Linked DNA regions of Homo sapiens: region 2 is linked to region 1. Evidence: read pairs that join two places in POLR2A ChIA-PET (ENCODE). Cell type or tissue: PC-9. All regions are shown on one strand.

The links. Peaks named below come from ENCODE experiments on the same cell type or tissue, not always from the same donor. Only the 100,000 strongest peaks of a DNase experiment are listed, where the experiment ranks them.
Region 2: POLR2A ChIA-PET joins it to region 1 with 10 read pairs; 2 of 35 experiments call an interaction of 5 or more read pairs at or near these places.

The regions. Positions count from the first base shown.
Region 1 is chr2:146,214,380-146,219,379 of GRCh38, reverse strand. All of the region lies in intron 2 of LOC105373667 (a long non-coding RNA gene), which reads left to right. Among named protein-coding and RNA genes, the nearest start is that of LINC01911, 620 kb to the left of the region's middle. In PC-9, no CTCF peak of the experiment used is centred here; no DNase peak of the experiment used is centred here.
Region 2 is chr2:145,561,945-145,566,944 of GRCh38, reverse strand. No RefSeq gene overlaps it. Among named protein-coding and RNA genes, the nearest start is that of LINC01966, 680 kb to the right of the region's middle. In PC-9, no CTCF peak of the experiment used is centred here; a DNase peak (open chromatin) is centred at 3,024.

The DNA.
Region 1 (5,000 bases):
TCTTGATACCCTTATCAAAATCAATTGACCATATATGCAAAGGTTAATTTCTGGCTCTCAAATTCATTTCATTGATTTATATTCTACCCTATATGCTAGTACCACATTATCTTGATTACTGTAGCTTTCTACTAAAGTTTAAAATTCTAAAGTATAAGTTGTCCAACTTTGGTCTTCCTTTTCAAGATTTTGGCTTTTCTAGGTGACTTGATTTTTCATAAGAATTTTAAGATCAACTTGTCAAGTTCTATGAAGAAAGCTGGGGTTTTGATAGGAATTACATTAAATCTGTTGATCAACTTGGTTAGTACTGCCATCTTAACAAAATTGAGTCTTCTGATTCATGAATATGGAATGTTTACAAATATTTTGATCTTTTAAAATTTCTTCTAAGAATGATTTTTAAGCTTGTGTGTAACATGCTTGTATTCATCTTTTATATCTTTAGCATTAATAGTGATAGCTCCTTTTTAATATTATGAATTTGAGTCTTCTTTTTTCTTGTCAGTTTCAATAGTAGTTTACATATTTTCCTGATATTTACTAAGATAATACCATTTCTTCTATTAAATATTTTCTATTTTGTTTTTACATCATTATTTTTGTTCTTACTTTTATTCTTTTCATTTTTTGGCTTACTTTGGGTTTAATTTGCTTTTCTTTTTCCAGTTTCTCAAGGTGGATGTTCCTGTTTTTTATTTAAGACCTATAATATTTTGGTATAAACATTTACTACCATAAATGTCTGTCTTAATGCTGCTTTAGCTTCATTTGATATACTGTAATTAAAAATGCTTTAATTTTTCTTTGAGACATACTCTTATATCCACTGACTGTACATGTGTGCTGTTTAATTTTAACACATTTGGGGATTTTTCAGGTATATTTTGGTTAATCTGATTTCTATACTGATGCTGATATTATCATGGAACATATTATATTTGGTTTTAATTCTACTAATTTTTTAAGGTTTGTTATGTGGTTAAGAATATGGTCCATTGTAATGACTAGTCAATGAGTACTTGAAAGAATATTGTGTTTTTTTTTTGTTTTTTTTTTTACATTTTTCAGCGGTGGTTAAGTGGCATGTTCTATAAATGTCAATCAAGCTCTCATTCAGAGATTGGAAAACTTTTTATTAAGCAGTAAATACTTTAGGCTTTGCAGACCAAGAGGCAAAATTGAGGACATTATGTAGATACTTATAGAACCGTTTAAAAGGCAACTATTTAAAAGTATGAAAAACATTCTTACCTTGTAGACCATACCAAAAATGTGGTGGTCTGGATTTGATTGATAAGCCATAGTTTGCCAACTTCTGTTCTAATTTGTTTACGGTATTGTTATAATTTTTTATATCCTTGCAAATATTCTCTCTTTGTTCTATCAATTATCTATCAATTATACAGACAAGAGTGTTTAAACCTGTGGATTTTTCTATTTCCCCTATTAATTTTATCTGTTTTTAATATTTCTTATATTTTGGAGCTCTCTGTGTGCAAATACTTTTAAGAGAATTGTAGTTGGAATTTGTTGAGCTTCTTGCATATCTATCTATCTGTCTATATCTGTCTATCTATCTATCTATCTATCTATCTATCTGTCTATCTATGTAAAAATATATGCCTTTTGCCAAGTTTGGGATGCTTTCAACCACAGTTTCATTAAATACACTTTGTGCAAAAAATCTTTTATCCACTATTTCAGGAAATCCAATGTCAAAAATGTTAGATATCTAAATATTATTCCACTGGTTTCTAAGGCTGTGTTCATTGTATTTTCTATATTTTTTCATTATGCTGTTCAGGTTAGATAATTTCTATTGTTTAATTTTACTGTTTTTTCCTCTGTCATCTTCGTTCTGCTATTCATCCCTTCCAATGATTTATTATTTATTTTTAAAGTTTTCTTTATTTTTAATTGACAAATAATAATTATATATATATTGAGGCAAACAAAATGTGATGCTTCAATCAAATGAAAAAATCAGATTTTTACCATATTCATCAGCTCAAATACTTGCCATTTCTTTATGATGAGAATATTTAAAATCCATTTTTTAGCTATTTTGAAATACACAATACATTATTACTAACTGTAGTCACCATGCTATGCAATCAATCAGCGGAACCTATTTCTCCTATTCCACTGAAACTTTGAACCTTTTGACAAACATTACCCTTTTCCTGTCCACTCCTCCATCCCACCACACCCCAGCCTCTGGTAACCACCACTCTGTTTTCTACTTCTATTAGTTCTTTTTTTTAGATTTCACATATAAGTAAGATTATACAGTAGTTTTCTCTCTGTGCCTGGCTTATTTCACCAAGCATAAGGTACTCTGGGTTCATCCGTGTTGTCACTAATGACAGAACTTCCTGCTTTTTACAAGCTAAATAGTATTCCAATGTGTAATTTTATTTTACACATTGGAAAATGAGCAAATTTCTCTGTCTTAAAATTTTCATTTGCTTCTGTTTTATGGTTTCTCTTTCTCCAACTTTCTGTTCATTTGAATTGCTCATGTTTATTTCATAAAATATGATTATAATACTTCTTTAAAGTCTTTGGTAATTCCAACATCTGGTTCATCTCAGGATTGTCATCTATTGATTGTCTGTCTCTTGATTGTTGGTCATATTTCCCCGGTTCTTGATAGTTTGCGTTACTTTGGATTGTATCTTGGACATATGGAAAGCTATGTTGTGAGAAACTGGGTTTTTTTAAAATCCAGTGGACGCTATTGAGTTTTGTTCATTAGTTTTAGCAGACAATCAACTTAAGTACAGAATACAAGTCAAACTGCCTTTTGTAGTTAGTGAATCTAAAGTAAGTTCAATTTTTAAAGTGCCTACTATATTTTTTGCATCTGCCTCTCATCTGAGCAACTCAGAGGATGAGCTAGAACTTGGGCACAGGTTTAATATAGTAACTCACTTTCCAAATCTTCTGCTCTGCTTTCAGGGTATGTTCTGTACATGGACAGCTTAGGATGAGCTTAGAACTTGTGTTGGTTCATATACAAATTTAGGTATCTTTCTTCAGCTCCACTCCTCTCTGAGATCTCTCCCACACACTCCAGTATCTATGAGCTGGTTTGTTCTGGTTCGTCTAGACAAAATCATGAGATTCTCTCAGTGTTTTAGCCTCCCAAGCTGGTGTGCAGTTCCATATAACTGGGCCTACCTTTCGGGGCAAGCAAAGAAAGACAATATAGAGAAAAAATTGGAAATCTTCTGCAAGGGGACCCCATTCTCCATTTCTGATTCTAGAATGATGACTTTTTTTTTCTTATGTCATTAGGTACTTGTGTCACTGCTACACTACTGCATTGCCGTTCTGTGACAGGACTGGATTTGGTGTGGAACTTAGAAGGTTAAAAACAAACAAACAAACAACAGGAGAAGAAAAACAATTCTCTTTACTCTCTTCAGCTCATAGAGGGCTTTTTTATCCCCCTGGTCTGCTAGCCAGAAAGAGATTACTAAGAGATTTCGATTTATTTGTCTTGCAATGGGGAGCTAAAGAAGAAAAAAAAAAAAAACTACATGAAACCAAACATGACCATATTGGTTGTTCCTCAAGTTTTCATGTCTTTCCCAGTTCTACTGTTGTCATCTACTTTTCACGTTCTTCAGGTGGTTGCTTTTTGTGTTTTGTCAGTTTTTAAGCCGTAATCAACCTTAATGTGTTTCCATCAAGTGGAATTTTCACCTCCTCTCTTTTTAAATTCTGAGGCAATATGCACACATACACTGAGAAGTCCTAAAAAAAAAAAAGAATGAGTACTTTGTACTTCTTCATAGCAAATGTTCTAATTTACTTAGCGGTAAAAGTTACAGTGTTTTTTTTTTTGTTAGCATCAGATAAGTTTGGGCATTTGGGAATAGAGCTCACATTTATGAATAAATGGTCTGAGTGATAAATGAGAATTGCTATTTCTAGAGAAAGTTATTTCTTTCTTCAGAATCTTGATTTCCTTAAGATCCTTTATAGAACTGCAAAGACAAATGATCACATTTGATTAGTTATACTGTGATACCTGAATAAATTAAATAATATTTAAACGTTAATGTTATATCAGATCTGTAATTAGTTTTTATCCTAAAAAGATAAACTGGTCAAATCATTCTCAAGTAGTCATGCAATATTGCCAAAGGACATTACAAGGAAATATCTTTTCATGGATTTAAAAATAATCTGATACCCTCTAATTAAAAAAAATGATATACATGTCACAATTGAAATTTATGATTATTAAATGGTACTGAAAAGACATTGAACCTATTTAAGCATATGTTTTGAATATTTTTATTAACAATTATTTCTACAAGTGTCTCACAATGTATTATTTAACATTTAAAATTAAAATTAAAATTAGTGAGATTCCAAACACCCAAGACATTGAAAATCAACTCTTGTGCCATGGAGTAATTGGGGCTAAGATAAAAGTTACAGTCCACAAAAGGCTAAATATTGATCTGTTCAGTTTGCATCCATTATTGCTGATCTTTCAGGATTTAAATATCGATTGGGCACTGCAGTTACGATAAGCTAGAGCAAAGACTCATCCATATTGCAATGTTGGGCAAAAGAAAAAGAGTTTTAACCTCAATAAGCCTATGGCCTAGTTGGAAAATGCCATCTTCCTTCTAAATCTTTAGCCTGCCTATGAAAAAATTAATAATTTATTGAAACATATTTTATGACAGGACTTTCCCTTCTGTCTCTCTGGCATGCATCCAGTGTACACTATGAAGTAACAGTTGGAAAATGACCTCCACTTCTTCAAATGTGTTGTTTCTTTAGTTTGCTTAATGTTAATCATTTATTTGAAAAAAAAAAAAAAAACTAGAAATGCTTCTCAGAATGGCTAAACTTTCATGCTCATTGTGGCTCTTTGCCAGAGTCTAATATGACATCAGAGTGATGTTACTTTGGCTGTGCCAGCCATACTAGAATTATAATGCATTGCTGTGATGATATATTAAACATTGACT
Region 2 (5,000 bases), 650 kb after region 1:
ACTGTTCTTCAGTATTCTATTTTATCAAACCCCATTATACATATACAAATTACCTTCTCCAAGGAGTGACCCCTTCCTATTTGTCTTCCTCTACATACAATATAACAATTTAGTCAAGGACGTAAATTTTGGACTCAGAAAGATATGACTTAAAGTCCCAATTTGTTAGAAATATAAACTCAGAAATAATTTAATTCATCTTAGTATTTTAATTGATAAAATAGAGGATAAAAACTACCTAATAAATCTGTGGTGATTGACAAGGTATTTAGTACATGGAAATTTTCTGTTATGTCTTAAACTTAATGTGTGCTCAATAAACAGTAATTGGCTGTTTTCATCATAAAAATAACAGCCCCTCTGTAAATACTTCCTTGATTCACCCTTGCAAAGTTAGACATTCCTGCTAGCATTTCCAAGTTTCTTTAGCACTCTATATAAACTTCTATGATGGAACTTATATTATCATGTTATGTTTTTTACATGATATTCTATCTTTCCTCTGCAGTAAATTTCTTGATTTCACCACTCTTAGAAATCTTTAAATAATTCCCTTTCCCTGCCTCTACCATTCCTGTAGTATAACTCTACTAAGTAAATCAACAGGATAATATAATTTGTTTACATATTTGTTTGTCTCTAATTGTTAAGACGTTTTAGGGAAAAGATTATAGCAGAGGCTGGTAGCTGATGCCTAAATCTTTTTTCCTCTTATTCCTTGTCATATAGCTAGATTGTTTTTCCCAGTCTCACCTCCAGTTAAGTGTGGCTACAGGATTGAGTTCCAGCTAAAACATTGTGAGCTGAATCAATGTGTACCATTTCCAGGCCTGGTTCAAAAAAATTGCTCATACATCATTCTCTATGTTCTTTTCCCTATAGCCTGTTGCAAATAAGCACAGCAATTGTGAGACAACATGTTAAAGACAGCTACCAGAAACCAGAAGTAGACAAACTCTTGGTCCCTGAATCACTATTTTGAGGAGGAACACTTGTGGCTCGGGACAACTGCTTTGTAAATAAGAAATAAACTTTTCTTATGTTAGGTCAGGACTCAAGAAATTTTTTCTACAAAGAACTAGATCATATTTTCAGCTGTGTGGGTCCTGTGGCCTCTGTTGCAACTACACATCTCTGCCATTGTAGCTAAAGACAATATGTAAATGAATTGATGTGGTTGTGGGCCAATAAAACTATTCACAGCACTGAAATTTGGAGCTCATATAATTTTCATTCATCATGAAATAGTATTCTTGTTTTGATTCTTTTTTCAATAATTTAAAAAAAGAAACAGTCATTCTTAGGGCAAGTGGTGAACAAAACCAGGCAGTGACCCTTAAGCTATAATGTGTCCACTCCTGTAAGGCCATCAGAACTTTAGGGTTCATCAGTTACAGAAATTGTTATTAGGTCACAAATACAAGATCTGTAATTTATTCATTTTTGTATTCCCAGAAACAATTACGGCATAGATTAGGCAGTCCATAATTGAGCAATGAACAGATAAAGAAATGAATGGATGAATTTAACCTACCTCCACCTGTGTCTTAGGAACTCATTCAGAGCAGGAGCTATGGCTAAACAAAGTGGCATAAATTTCATAGAGTCTCAATTCTATGTCAGGTACTCTGAATATTTTATATATGTATTTGAGGATAATAAAAATGAATTTAAATTTTAACATGATTAAAAAACACGTAAGAGTCAAAGTACCATATGTGTCAGTATGAAAACCACAATGATTAAAAGTAGAGTTTCTTCTAATAACCAATGCACTAAGATGATAATATAATAAAAGTTTATTATCTATTTTGATTTTAATGTGATCTTAAAATCAAAGACCTCAGACAAATTAAGATAGATGACATTGGGAATTTTTTGCTCTCAGGGTATCCTGATCCTTCCTTTGTAGGACTTCTCTTGATTGTAAGACACTCATTTATTTTGTTACTTATGTAATGCATCTTTTTTTTCCCATTAGATATTAACCCATGTGGTGGCAAGTACCATGTATATCTTCTATATTCTCAGTAATCTAGTTCTTGGCATCTGTCAGACACAATACATATTTGTAGGTGAATGAATAAACTATACATATGATTCTCCTGAATTAAGTAGAGGAGACTAGTTGGAAGAATATTTTCATCACATGAAAATTGTATAAAAGGCAAGTTTTATTCACTTGACATGGTGCCAAGTAGCTCCAAAAAGGAAATAGTCATTTTCCAAATTCAGAAATCAAATCCCTAAATTAAAACGAACAAAAAACATGATTGTCATTCTGAATAAAAATGGTCCTTACATATTTCTAGTAGAGAAGTTCATGATTCTTTGTGAGAAGCAACTATGTCTTTTTTATTATATATAAAATGGTGAAAAACAGCTGTTGTTGAAATAAGCTCAAGCAAATCTGAAGCCTTATAACAAATACAGTGGTTACATTAAGTTTGCTCCATGAGTTAAGTCTGCCAGGCCAATAGAAGACATCAGAGGAACTTCAAAAGCGTGAATCACCTAAGCAGGCTGGCAAAGAATGCCATTTTTTAATCACCTTAGGTCGATTTATGAGCCTGGAACTCTATCAAACATCCAGCAATTCCCTGAGCTTAATTCAGGTACATATAGTTCCAAGCTCATAAGATTTTAGCCTCAGTGTCATAGAATCAGAAAAGAAAATGAAAATACTGCCATATAAACAGAGCATAGTGTTTCAGCCACACATCTCCCTGTTAAGAGAGTATATGGGTACGTAGGAAGGAGAACAATTCTCAGATATATAGCCCACCTAGGTAAAGCACTTTCGAATGTACTTCATTTATTTATTTTAGGCCATTTTTGGCTTGAAATCGTGCAAAATTACTGTCTCTAGTTTCATTCTGCTCTTTTGAAATAGTCCAGATTTTGCGCTAAGAGTTTAAAGCCACAGCAAAGAGCTAGGCCAAGAGGGAAAGCTTTTGAAGAGTTCTCACAGCTGTGAAAACACAGGCCTCAGGCTGTGTGTAGAGTTACTTCAAACAGCTGCTTCAGGTGACTAAACACCTTGAGTCTCATTCATCAAGTGTTGTTTATACTGGCTGACAGACCAGACTTGGAGAATTAACTCGGAGAAAAAAGATGTACTACATACCAAGTATGGGAAAGGAACCTAGTTCTTTAAATGTAAAGCAAAGAAAAAGAAAAAAAAAACCTGAGCAAATTTAAAATAAAGCAGAAAAGGACTACTTTGATTTTATGTTAATACTTCTCATGATATCCTTCGCATCTTAATAATCAAAGGGGAAGCAATACTGATGGTTTGTCACTTTTTGATCCTGTAAATAAAATTAATATGGACAACTCCTGCATGCAGGGAAATACCTCAAATAAGTGGCCACAAGACTTCTCATTAATTATCAGTGAGCACAATATTGAAATAGTAGGTAGAAATAATGCATTTTCATTATTTTAAAAAGGAAAATATGGCTTTCTTCTTGCCTAGATTCACTGCTTTATTGCAAGTATCGTGAAGCCTTGGCCATAGGGTTTATCACCCAGTATTAAAAAATTCTTTTATCTAATCTATTCAAAAAAGTGACATGATAGTATATCTTAAATCTTGTAACTATTTGCATGGATCAAAAGAAGAATGAAATAAAATGACATGAGTCAGTGTCAAGCAAGTGTTACTAGTTAAGTAAGCTTTAAATATTGAAAGCCAGTTTTAATATTTCCTTTTAATCTAGAAATATGTCACTTGGTAATTCTTTTTTTAAAACATCAGGCTAGTTACTAACAACATTTTTCATGGCTTCAGTTCAGCTCTAAGCAGAAAAATCTACCTTTAGATTTCATCAGTTGTCCCTTATATTGGCAATCAGTTTATCATTTACCTTATGGGAGGTTTCAAAATTCAGACTTCTTTTCAGTTCTCCCCTACTCCCAACATTCCCTAGTTCATGAATGACATTTAAATATTGCCTCTATCTTTCTGACTTTTTTCCAGTTCAAAAATCGCTTTCACTTCTTTTAATCAATGGGCTGTAAAGCAGTTCTCAAAATCTGCTGTGCATAGCAATGACCTGGGGATCATATAACATTCAGATTCACCAGGTCTAGCTAGGGCCTGAGACTCAGCATTTCTAACAAGCTCCCATGCAAACACTGATGCTGATGATCCCAGGACCATGCCTAGAATAACAAGGCACTAAAGCACTACCAAATACTAGTCTTCACTTTAAAGGCCGTTTTCTTTTCCAGCTATATGAGAATGGAGACAACTATTTGTTGTCCAACCATTAGGCAAAACAATGATGGGAAACAGGGTTATCAAGAATCAGTACAAAGTTCTACTATTTACAGTAGAGAACTAAAGATTAAAGACAAACATTTTCATACATTCAATGCCAGATCATCCAAAAATATAAATAAGACATAAACATGACAAACCACTTTGTACCTTTCAAGTTCATAGTTCTTAATAATGATAACTGGGGAGCTGTGGGGGAAATCACCTGGAAGGGGAGTGCTTGCCACATCTGGGCAGTAACAATGGGGTTAAATGAAAGAATGCGATATTCATGGGCAAAGAAACAAAAGAAGCCTGCAAATAATAAAGTCAGGAATGAGGGAGGCAACATAAATAAGAGTATAAAAAAGGATATGTATTGAAAATTGACTGTTCTACAAATAAGAATTTTACAAGGCAAGTATCACTTTATTTCATAGATGAGGACAGTAAGTCCCTATAGGATTTATCAGCTTTTTAATGTTAACACAGGTAATAGCTGGCAGGCATTTAAACCTGATTCCTTCTGACTATAAAGTCTTCCCTCTATTGGCCCTAGGTCTGACTCTCAGAAATAGGACGGATGAAAGGATTTTGTACGGGCTAAAGACACAGCTAATAACAACAGTGCTCCCAGGAAAACTGAGAAATTAAGCAACTTGAGAGTTTTGGGAAGTGACAGAAAAAGTCCACTTGAGGAATGTAATGGGAAAGGAAGGTGAAAATGCAGTAAGTG